4 separate regions of the Homo sapiens genome follow, and all the other regions are linked to region 1. A link is a contact called in ENCODE Hi-C or POLR2A ChIA-PET data. All regions are on one chromosome and are shown on one strand. Each heading gives the region's core, a stretch centred on a gene start or an enhancer-like site at or near the end of the contact. The rest is flanking DNA. Distances are from core to core; before and after follow the strand shown.

Region 1 (2,700 bases), core at 170-2,669:
TATGTGCCAGGCCCTTGCTGTGATTAATTGATCGATTGATAGATTGGTTGACAGAGAAAAATTAGCACCTATTATGTGCCAGGCTCTTGGTGTGATACTGTGTTAGATAGATAGATAGATAAAAATTAGCCCCTCTAGGCCGGGCGCGGTTGTTCACGCCTGTAATCCCAGCACTTTGGGAGGCCAAGGCGGGTGGATCACCTGAGGTCGGGAAGTTCGAGACCAGCCTGACCAACATGGAGAAACCCCCGTCTCTCCTAAAAAAGAAAAATTAGCCGGCTGTGGAGGCGCGCGCCTGTAATCCCAGCTATTCAGGAGGCTGAGGCAGGAGAATCGCTTGAACTCGGGAGTCGGAGGTTGCTGTGAGCCGAGATCGCGCCATTGCACTCCAGCCTGGGCGACAGAGCTAGACTCAATCTCAGAAGAAAAAAAAAAAAATTAGAACCTATTACGTGCCAGACCCTCGCTGTGCCATGTTGGCAGGCACAGAGGGAACTCAGACTCCGTTACTGCTCTCAAGCAGCAGCTACCAGTCCGACTGAAAGACCAAGACCAGGTCAGTTTCTTTTTTTTTGAGACGGAGTCTCGCTCTGTCGCCCAGGCTGGAGTGCAGTGGTGTGATCTCGGCTCACTGCAAGCTCCGCCTCCCGGGTTCACGCCATTCTCCTGCCTTAGCCTCCCCAGTAGCTGGGACTACGGGCGCCCACCACCACGCCCGGCTAATTTGTGTTGTATTTTTAAGTAGAGACAGGGTTTCACCATGTTAGCCAGGATGGTCTAGATCTCCTGACCTCGTGATCCGCCCGCCTCGGCCTCCCAAAGTGCTGGGATTACAGGCGTGAGCCACCGCGCCTGGCCCAGACCAGGTCAGTTTCTTAAGTGATCTGAGCTATAATGGCGGTAACAGAGCACTGTGAGAGCCCGCAGAAAGCTCCTAACCCATCTGGGATGAGACCTAGCGCTTCCAGGACGAGCCGATGTTGAGCTGAGACCTCGAAGGACAGGTTAGTCATTCACCTTCTCCCGGGCTCAGTTTCTTCGTCTGTAAAATGGGCTTTCATACATAAACTATAAAATGGGGACTATTTTGTTCCGCCTTAGGTGGGTCGCAGCAGGAGGACTAGTCACTCCGGAGCGACTTCTAGGCTGAGACTAAGGAGATTCCACGCAGGTCCGCAAAGTCAGGCTTGCGCTTGCTCCTGACACCACTTCCTTTACCTCCACGGCTCCATCTTTGTTCTGCGCGAGTGCGCACGCGCAGGCTCCGAAAGCGGGCCGTCGCACAGAGGGACCACAACTCCCAGAGTGCTCCGCGTCCTTGCTTTCGCCTCTACTTGTGCTCCAGGGCGCACGCGCAGCCCTGGGAGCGGGTTCTCGCGCATAGGGACCACAACTCCCAGGGTGCTCCGCGTCCTCGCCGCTGTCGCCGCCGCGGAGACAAAGATGGCTGCGAGTAAGTGCAGGTGCCGGTGGCGCACGGGGCTCGGGTAGTTCTGGGAACCTCTGGGCGGTCCTGGGACTGAGGTGCGGCAGGGCAGGGGTGGAAGCGATGGGGTCCGTGCTGGAGGGGAACGCAGAAGTCACGAGGGGGCTCCTCCAGGGCAGGGGTGGCACGAGAGGGTTAGAGGTCACCGGGGGCAGCTACTTGCAGGGGTGACGCTTCTTGCCACCCCTTCAGGAGTCGGCGCCTTCCTCAAGAATGCCTGGGACAAGGAGCCAGTGCTGGTCGTGTCCTTCGTCGTCGGGGGCCTCGGTGCGTGAGTGCTCCAGGCGCAAACTTGCATCGTCCACCCCCGTCCCCCTACATCCCTCCATCTTGTACCCCTAAAGCCCTATCGCCGCCCTCGGGTCCCCTCTAGTGTGTCTGCACCCCCACGGCATCCCCTTATCTATCCCCATACCCATTATAACCTCTCCACCATCGCCCCCCGCGTTCCTCTCCACCTACCCAATACGCTCTTAACCCCTCTAAATGAGACGTTCTCAACCCTGCTTATGCCTTAACACCTGAGCACCAAAAAAAAGTCCAGATCCTCCTCCTCCTTTTCATCTTTCCTCTCCCCCATTCTGAATTGAGTTGGCTTGGGTGGAGGTGGGACTGGGGAATCTGTGTCTTGTGAAAATCCCCGTATGATCCCAATGTGCCTTGCTGATTGAAAATCTCTGCCCTCTGCCCTGGAACTGCCCTACTCACACTTTAATTAGCACCGGAGTTCCTGCAGGGATGGGGGCGGGGGATTGTTAAAATGTAGCTTTTTTTTTTGCGATGGAGTCTCACTCTCACCCAGGCTGAAGTGCAGTGGCGCGATCCCGGCTCACTGCAACCTCGGCCTCCTGGGTTCAAGGGATTCTCCTGCCTCAGCCTCCCGAGTAGCTGGGATTACAGGCGCCCAGCTAATTTTTTGTTTTTGTTTTTGAGACTGAGTCTCGCTCTGTCGCCCAGGCTGGAGTGCAGTGGCGCGATCTCGGTTCAGTGCAAGCCCCGCCTTCCGGGTTCACGCCATTCTCCTGCCTCAGCCTCCCGAGTAGCTGGGACTACAGGCGCCCGCCCCCATGCCCGGCTAATTTTTTGTATGTTCAATAGAGACGGGGTTTCACCGTGTTAGCCAGGATGGTCTCGATCTCCTAACCTCGTGATCCTCCCAACTCGGTCTCCCAAAGTGCTGGGATTACAGGCGTGAGCCACCGCGCCCGGCCAGC
Region 2 (2,754 bases), core at 151-2,650, 1.0 Mb after region 1:
CACAGGCCCCAGAAGGAGAAGGAAAAGGGAACCCAGCGAGTGAAGACGGCATGGGGTTGGGTGAGGGAGGAGAGATGCCCGGAGAGGACCCAGACACGGGGAGGATCCGCTCAGAGGACATCACGTGGTGCAGCGCCGAGAAGGAAGTGCTCCGGAAAGAGCATCCTTGGGCAGCAACACAGCAGAGAGCAAGGGGAAGAGGGAGTGGAGGAAGACGGAACCTGAAGGAGGCGGCAGGGAAGGATCTGGGCCAGCCGTAGAGGTGACCCAGGCCACAAGCTGCAGACAGAAAGCGGCACAGGCCCAGGGGAGAGAATGCAGGTCAGAGAAAGCAGGACCTGCCTGGGAAGGGGAAACAGTGGGCCAGAGGCGGCGCAGAAGCCAGTAGAGCTCAAAGTGGTCCGGACTCAGGAGAGAGACGGCAGCGTTAGAGGGCAGAGTTCCGGCGGCACAGCAAGGGCACTCGGGGGCGAGAGGAGGGCAGCGCAAAGTGACAATGGCCAGGGCCAGGCAGATAGACCAGACTGAGCTATGGGAGCTGGCTCAGGTTCAGGAGAGGGCAGGGCAGGGAAGGAGACAAAGTCCAGGACCGGCTGGAGGGGCTCAACATCGGAAGAGGGGAAGTCGAGGGAGGGATGGTAAGGAGGACTGCATGGGTCAGCACAGGCTGCCAAAGCCAGGGCCAGTTAAAGCGACTCCAATGCGGAAGAGAGTAGGTCGAAGGGGAATGGTAAGGAGGCCTGGGGCAGAGTGGTCAGCACAGAGTGGCTAAGCCCAGGGCCAGTTGAAGCGGCTCCAATTCGGAAGTGGGGTGGTCGAAGGGGAATGGTAAGGGGGACTGGGACGGGGTGTCAGCATAGGGTGGCAAAGCCCAGGGCCAGGAACGACGGGGCGGATCGAGACTGGCAACGGGGAAGGAGGATGCCCCAGGTGGCGCAGCAGAGGGTGGACCTGGCCCCGGGAGACGCCGGGCGGGGGGCGCTGACCTGGTGCAGGGCGCTGATACCGTCGGCGTTGGTGGAGTCCAGCACGGCGCGGGCGGGCGGCGGCGCGGCGGGGTCGAGCTCGGCGCCGGGGCCAGGGTCGGCGGCGCGCAGCATCAGACGCGCCTCGTCCAGGTCGCCGCCCGCACAGGCCGCCAGGAACTCGGCGGCGCGCTCGAAGCGGACGGTGCGGGCGCGGCGCTCTCCGGGGCCAGGCTCGGCGCCCGCCCGCGCCCCCCACTGCCGCAGCTGCTCCCGTCGCCGCTCCCGGGCAGCCGCCGCCGCCGCCCCCGGGCCAGCCGCCGGGCCATCCTCTCCGGACATCGCACCGCCCGCCCGCCCAGCGAGCGAGCGAGCGCCGAGCCCCAACCGCCGCCACCACCCGCCCGCCCGCCCGCCCCGGGGGCCGCCGGGAACTGCCGCTGGCCCCCCACCGCCCCAAGGATCTCCCGGTCCCCGCCCGGCGTGCTGACGTCACGGCGCTGCCCCAGGGTGTGCTGGGCAGGTCGCGGGGAGCGCTGGGAAATGGAGTCCATTAGCAGAAGTGGCCCTTGGCCACTTCCAGGAGTCGCTGTGCCCCGATGCACACTGGGAAGTCCGCAGCTCCGAGGCGCCCAGTGGAAATCGCCAGATGAGGGCCTCCTCCGGGGAATGCTGGGAAATGGAGTCTACAGGCCGGAGGGGTGCCCCACGGCATACTAGGAAGTGTGTAGCACCGGGTAAAGGGGATGAATAGCAGACTGCCCCGGGGCAGTTAGGAATTCGACTGGACAGCCGCGTGGGAGGGAGTGCGGGGAGAGGCAGAGTTGTTTTGTTATTGTTGTTTTATTTTGTTTTCTTTGTTTTGAGACGGAGTCTCGCTCTGTCGCCACGCTGGAGTTCAGTGGCGCGATATCGGCTCGCTGCAACCTCCGCTTCCCAGGTTCAAGCAATTCTGGCTCAGTCCCCAGAGTAGCTGGGATAACAGGCGCGCGCCACCCCGCCCTGCTAATTTTTATATTTTTAGTAGAGACGGGATTTCACCATGTTGGCCATGATGGTCTTGATCTCTTGACCTCATGATCCGCCCGCCTCGGCCTGTAATCCTGCTGGGATGACGAGCGTAAGCCACCATGCCCAGCTGGGTTTTATTTATTTTGGTTTTTTTCCTGACCCCTTAACTAGAAATAAGCTCCACGAGAGCGGGATCTTTTGTCTTCTGTGCACTACTTGTCCTCGGTTCTTAGAACAGAACCTGAGAGAACCTGATCGCAAATATTTTTGGAATGAATGAATGAATGGGTTCACCAGGGCACCATGGGAAACTGAGTCCGCAACCTAGAAGCCATGAAAGACAGTCCACTTCCAAGCTTCCCTGGGTGACCTCGCAGGGCATGCTGGGAAATGAAATTTGCGGTGAAAAGGTCAGGACCACGATCCTAGGGCACGCTGGGAAATGTAGCCCACAGGGCCACACCCCTAAAAGCACAGTGGGGTGCAAGGCAGGGCCCCAAGGCATTTAGGGCTCGGGGCAAGAGAAATCCACACTCCACTCCCTAATGGTAATCCCTGAGCCACACCGAGTAAAGGAACCCAAGACACAGTGTCCACAGGGACAGGGCTCTCAGAGCTTTCACTGGCCCGCGCTTCTCCTGCGCCCACCCGGACCTCCTGGGAACCGCCCAGGCCCTCGCGCGCTCTCAAGGCATGCTGGGATTGGTGGTCCCGGGCAAGGAGTTCCAGCAGGTGGGGGGCGAATCACCTTTCAGCGGGCCCAAGCGATGAGCACACC
Region 3 (2,700 bases), core at 59-2,558, 1.4 Mb after region 1:
AATGTGTCTGTGTTGCCTATATCTATATCTGCTATCTCTGGCAAACAAGCAAGAAACGGGAGACTCAGGCGGGTGAACCAGGCACCGGGGAAGTCTGTAGGAGCCTTTTCACTGGGTCCTATTCTGTTTCTTCTGAATTCTGGACAATGTGCAACAAGTTGTCTAGTCAATACTATATACAATAAAGGGTTGGCATAAAGCCAAAACCCGGCAAAACTGATCTATGGCGTCAGAAGCCAGGACAGTGACTGCCCTTGGACCACAGTGATGGAAACGACGACGGCGGGAGATCCTGGGATGTGGCGCATGTTTGACTTTTTTCTTTGGATACTTGTTTACACCAGGGTGCTCCCTTTATAAATATTTATTTAAGCTGTGTATTTGCAAACCGTTCGATTTTCTGCGTTTGTGGTATTATTCCAGAAAAAGTGTTCAAAATGCAAAATACAAAGATGGCTTCAGGCCCCCGCCGTGCGGTTGAACTGGAGGCAAAAGGCCAGAGAGCAGGAGGTCGGCGCTGGGGCCCAGTGGGACAGGGGAGAGTCAGGAAGGGGCAGCTGGGACGGTGGGGAAAGTCGGGGAGAAAGGCCCCCAGTTTCTGGTCGAGCGAGGGGCATGATCTGAAGATTCATAGGGGATCCCGGGGAGGGGAACTGGTTTTTGGGAGATGAAAAATTGGGGTGAGGGTGGGTGTGTGAGAGAGAGAGATGTGAAGGGGAGGTCTGGGCTGGAGAGGGTTGGGCGTGTCCTGCGGAACGAGGAGAGATTCAGCCTGGGTGGAGGGTACCCAAGGCCAAAGGGGGCGTGGCTGGAGGTGGGCGGCAACAGGGGGCGGGGTAGGGCCGTTGATTTCCCCACCCGGTCTCGGAAACCCGGCCTTGGAGCCCGGACTTCCTGGCTGTGTGACCTTGGGCAAGTTTCTCTTTGTCTTAGCCTCAGTTTTCTCGTCGGAGAAATGGGGATTAAACCTGCCCACCCCCCAGCGCTGTTACAGAGGCGGCAGGCGCGACCCGGGGACGCTTCCAATCTCTGGCCAGCCAATTCTGGCGGGGCCAGGTGGAGTCCTCCTTCTGGTCCTGTGACCTTGGCCCGGGACGCCCAGGCAGAGCCTCAGTTTCCCCATCTGCTAGGCGGTAAGGTCGGTCTCCAAATAGCGCCAGCAGCGAGAGAGGACTTACCCGGAAGGTGCCGGGTTCGAGCCCGGAACGGCCCCTCTGCAGGTGAGGCGGGGGCACCCTCACCTCTCGGCTCTCGGACGGCCACCGCTGAGGCCTCTTGCGGGCTTCCCAGGGCTGGTTACCGTTTCGTTAGGGCTGGACACGTGGCCCACCCCCTGCACCGTCCGTTTTCCGCCCACTTGGGCCCAGCCGTCCAATCGACACTCATCATGCTCTGCCTCGCCGCTCTCTCCGGCCAATCCGCATGTGCCACTGCCTCTGCCCGCAATCGGCGCTCACCAACTCACCCCGCCCCCTGCCTCTCAACCAATCCGCATATGCAGCTGCTTTGCTCCCGCCCCAGGGGGGGCGGTGCCGGCAAGGCTGTCAGTCTCAAGAAAATGATTAGCTCGCAAAGGCGCCGTGGGGGCGGGGCAGCAGGTCGTTCTGCCAATGGAGAGCCGTAGAGGGCGTGAGTGGCGGCCGACGGGGCGGAGTCGCGCGGTGGTCTCCGAAGGCTCAGACTCTGGCTGGAGAGAGGGCGTCTCGGCCGGCCCCATTGCACAGAGCAGACCGCCGAGGCCGGGAGAGAGAGAGAGGGGTCTTACCTAGAGTAGAGGCATGTCTGCGGTTCGAAACCTGGCCCTCTCTCAAGAAACGGAGGCTTACAAAGATACCCAAGCACTTTCCAGGAAGGGGCTGGCTGAGGGAGCGATCAAGTGAGGAATTTGACGCCCCCCTGTCCTTTGCGCTCTGTGCTGCCTCAGTTTCCCCATCTGTACAGCACCTGCCTCCTCGGGTGGTGTTTAGAATAATTTAGACTCTGTGCTTGGAAATGGAGGTTGAGAGAAAGAGAGAATTTCCTATCTGTCTTGGAATAAATCCAAACTCCTCCCAATTCATGGTCGGCCTTCCTGGTCCGTGCAGACCTCGCCTCTCACCACTCCCCCTGCTCACTCCGCTCCAGCCACAGGGGTCTCCTCTTGCTCTTCCCTCAATGTCCCACCGCAGGGCCTTTGCACGTGTGCTGCCTCAGCCTGGAATCCTAGGACTCCCCATGGCCCAACCTTCCAGGCTTTCAAAGCCTTTCCTGACCACCTGGTGTCAGGTAGCCCTTCCATCAGGTCGCTGTTTTTAATTTTTTTGAAACATCAAAAAAAAGAAAAAAATTGCTCTATCACCCAGGCTGGAGTACCATGGTACGATCACAGCTTGCTGCAGCCTCAACCTCCCGGGCTCAAGCGATCCTCCCACCTCAGCCTCCTGAGTAGCTGGGACCACAGGTATGCGCCACCACACCTGACTAATTTTTTAATTTTTTTGTAAAGATGGAGGTCTCACTCTGTTGCCCAGGCTGGTTTTGAACTCCTGGGCTCAAGTGATCCGCCTGCCTTGGCCTCCCAGAGTGCTGCGATTACAGGTGTGAGCCGCCGCACCCGGCCTTGTGTTTTATTTTCTTTTCAGCACTAACTCCAATCTGAATTGGAAATGAATCTTGCTTTTTGAAAAATGCATGGATATACTCTTTTATTGTCTGTTCCCC
Region 4 (2,700 bases), core at 91-2,590, 1.2 Mb after region 1:
CTCTCTCTCTCTCTCTCACACACACACACACACACACACACACACACACCAAAACACCAAAAACAGCACACCAAAACAGCACCTACTCTGTGGCATGCATTGTTTTAAGTGCCCACGATCTATAGCTGTACAGTGGAGCGCATGTCTGACAGTGATCCTATATGTGTAGACACACAAGCGCCTACATTGTGTTACCGGACAGTAACATGCTGCACAGCTGTGTGGCCCAGGAGCCGCCGGCCACCTTACAGCCCAGGTGCCAGCAGCCCTGCCACGTAGGTGTGAGTGATGTTGCTCTAGGATGCTGGCAGGATGACGACATCGCCTGAGCACGCACTGCCCAGATGGTATCAGTGTCGTTAAGGGAAGAATGGCTGTGGCGAAACAAACAAACAAGCAAACAAAGACCGCCTGTTCTGAGTGTGGAGCTTATTATTCTCGGCGTAATTATGATGAATTGTTAGTTACGTTTGCCTCTAGGATTGAGGTAGGGGGGGTGATCCCAATTAGGGGGTGCCCCAGGGGAGCGCCCCAGGAGTCAGGGCTTGTCTCAAAAGTCCCCACTCCTCCCTCAGCCTCCCCTCCCTCCATCCGACCCCGTTCATATCGCGGGAAGGTCCCACAGAGTGCGTGTGGATACTCCCAAAACGCAACGGTGTAAACGGGGAGGGAGGGAGAGAGACTGAGGAGCCCTTTGTAGCCAGGCAGAGCTGTCAATAAAGTTTCGTCGCCTTGGTAACCGCAGGCCTCGCGGGGCGGGAGGGGAGAGGGATGGCGGTGCGCGCGCATTCACCGCCTCCCTCCCGCCGGGTCTGGCTTTCTCCCTCCTGTGGCCGAAGCTTTCCTCGGAGAAATAGAAGAGGGAGGCCGCGACTCTATGGTGATGGACGGAGGCCTTACCCAATGGAAAGAGGAGCTGTCCCAAGGCCAGGCAATCATATACGACTACTGGAGCTGGCAGAGCCCGCCCTCTTTCCACTTGGACCTGAATAACCCGACCCAAACCGAGTTTCGCCCGGAGAGACTGCGCTTTCGGCCAATGAGTGCGTCGATTTCGAGCCCCAGTGTGAGCGAAGGCGGGACAAGTCTCCATGGCAGCGACTAAAGGACAGCGATGTGAACCACTGACAACAGTTCGCGGCGTTTGACGGCGGCGGGGGCGTGGCGGGGTTTTATCTGTGTATTGACGAGAGCCGGGCGCGGAGGGAAAGAGTGGGGCTTGGCCAATGGGAGCGCCGTGAGCTTCGTAGCAACGGAGGAGTGGCGGTGGCTGTGGCCAATAGAAAGCCTCAGTGGCCTTGGCGGGGCTGGCCCGGAGAGCAGATGGGAGGTGCGGCGACAGTGTTTGACGAGAGCCGAAGGAGGCTGTGGGAGGTGTTGGCGGCGGCGGCGCGGGCGCCTGAGGAGGAGGAGGAGAAGCGGGTGAGGGGCGGCGCGGGGCCCGATCTCTGAGCCCCTTCACGGCCCCAGCCCCGCGCCGCCTTGGCTCCCCAGTCGCCCCCTGCCCCGACTGCCCCCCACCCCGCCCGGCCCCTCCTCGTGTCCAGGCGCCCACGTCTCCCGGCCCCTCGCCGGGCCTCGGGCTCCGCGGCACTGCAGCCTCCTTCCTGTGCTTCCTCACCCGGGCCCTGACCCCCTTCTTACGTCCACGGCCCTCCCTGCATCCTCAGGGCCTCTCCCTGACCTCTTGTCACTCTCCAGGCCTCTCCCTGCACCCCCCAGGGCCTTTCCCTGACCTCACCCTCCAGGCCTCTCCCTGCACCCCCAGGTCTCTCCCTGCACCCTCAGGGCCTCTCCCTGACCCTTCTCTCACCCCCGGGACCTCCCTGCACTCCCAGGGCCAATCCCCGACCTCCTCTCACCCTCCAGGCCTCCTTCTGGACCCTCTAGGTCTTTCTGTGCCCTAGAACCTCTCCCTGACCCCTCTGTCCCTCTCCTGGCACTCCCTGGACCCTGAGGTCGGCCTCTGACCCTCCAGGTCCCTTGCCCTGGGCTCTCACCGCCTACCCAGGCGCCTCCCTGGGTCCCCAGGCCCTTCCCTAGGGTCTCCCTTTCCTGGATCCCCCAGGACCCCACCAAGCCCGTTTGGATCCCTGGGCCCCTGTCCGCCCTCTCAGGCCCTTCACTCACTGGACACCCAGGATCTTCTCCGCCATCCCTGGACCGCCCCCCGACCCAGGTCTCCCGTCTGGCTCCTCCCTGAGTCCCTAGGCCATTCCCCGCTCTCTGTCCTCCCTGGCACCCCCATCCCTTCCTCACACCCCTCTGAGCGCCCCCAGGCCCGGCTGCAGCCTTCTCCCTCCCACAGCCCCCTGCCGTGCCCACCGCTGTGCGTTTCTCTCCTTGCCCCCAGCCCCCTCTCCAGCTTCCCCGCTGTCCCTGGCGTCCTCCTGCAGCGCCCCCTCTTTCTCTCCCGCAGCCTCGCAGTCTGTCCCCGACCCCTCCACAGCCGTCTCTGCAGCTCCCGCTCCTTGCCCTGCCCCATCTCCTCCTCTCCTGGGCGCGGATGAGCCTCGAGCGCCGTGGTGCGGGGACGAGGCTGGCCCTCCGTCCGGGTTAGGGGTTTGGGTGGTTTTCTTCATCTCTCCGTTCTCTCCTGGCTCCGCTTTAAAAAAATGTTTTTGTAAATATTGACCTGTGCTGCCTCCCCATAGTCTTCCTTTGCTCCCCTCCCCACCCCCGCTTTTGTCCTCTGAGCCC

The links. Hi-C counts contacts between places; a loop is a spot of excess contacts on that map. ChIA-PET counts read pairs that join two places held with the same protein, here RNA polymerase II (POLR2A). Pooled maps may share reads with other maps.
Region 2: a loop to region 1 is called in a map of naive thymus-derived CD4-positive, alpha-beta T cell, with 22 times the contacts of the local background. The contact joins the promoter of PPP1R12C here to the promoter of NDUFA3 in region 1. A Hi-C loop is called at or near these places in 4 of 168 maps with a recorded cell type or tissue (B cell, CD8-positive, alpha-beta T cell and naive thymus-derived CD4-positive, alpha-beta T cell), 3 of 37 single-sample maps with no recorded cell type and 10 of 50 pooled maps.
Region 3: a pooled map shows a loop between it and region 1 (5-fold over the local background). The contact joins the promoter of ISOC2 here to the promoter of NDUFA3 in region 1. A Hi-C loop is called at or near these places in 1 of 168 maps with a recorded cell type or tissue (naive thymus-derived CD4-positive, alpha-beta T cell), 1 of 37 single-sample maps with no recorded cell type and 8 of 50 pooled maps. POLR2A ChIA-PET finds 5 or more read pairs at or near these places in 1 of 52 experiments (HEK293).
Region 4: a pooled map shows a loop between it and region 1 (10-fold over the local background). The contact joins the promoter of KMT5C here to the promoter of NDUFA3 in region 1. A Hi-C loop is called at or near these places in 7 of 50 pooled maps. POLR2A ChIA-PET finds 5 or more read pairs at or near these places in 2 of 52 experiments (SK-N-SH and WTC11).

The regions. Positions count from the first base shown.
Region 1 is chr19:54,101,436-54,104,135 of GRCh38, forward strand. NDUFA3 (NADH:ubiquinone oxidoreductase subunit A3) reads left to right here and starts at 1,420. Exons shown (of 4, transcript NM_004542.4): 1 at 1,420-1,453; 2 at 1,679-1,753. The coding sequence starts at 1,444. RefSeq lists an enhancer at 1,209-2,185.
Region 2 is chr19:55,116,237-55,118,990 of GRCh38, forward strand. It overlaps PPP1R12C (protein phosphatase 1 regulatory subunit 12C), which reads right to left and starts at 1,401. Exons shown (of 22, transcript NM_017607.4): 1 at 987-1,401. The coding sequence starts at 1,307. RefSeq lists enhancers at 1-632, 1-36, 437-516, 1,477-1,756 and silencers at 947-1,046, 1,067-1,146, 1,337-1,416.
Region 3 is chr19:55,460,334-55,463,033 of GRCh38, forward strand. It overlaps ISOC2 (isochorismatase domain containing 2), which reads right to left and starts at 1,309. Exons shown (of 6, transcript NM_001136201.2): 1 at 1,179-1,309. C19orf85 (chromosome 19 open reading frame 85) reads right to left here. Exons shown (of 2, transcript NM_001386794.1): 2 at 2,668-2,700. RefSeq lists an enhancer at 2,694-2,700.
Region 4 is chr19:55,338,536-55,341,235 of GRCh38, forward strand. KMT5C (lysine methyltransferase 5C) reads left to right here and starts at 1,341. Exons shown (of 9, transcript NM_032701.4): 1 at 1,341-1,422. RefSeq lists enhancers at 1-259, 260-1,033, 1,343-1,412 and a silencer at 1,433-1,492.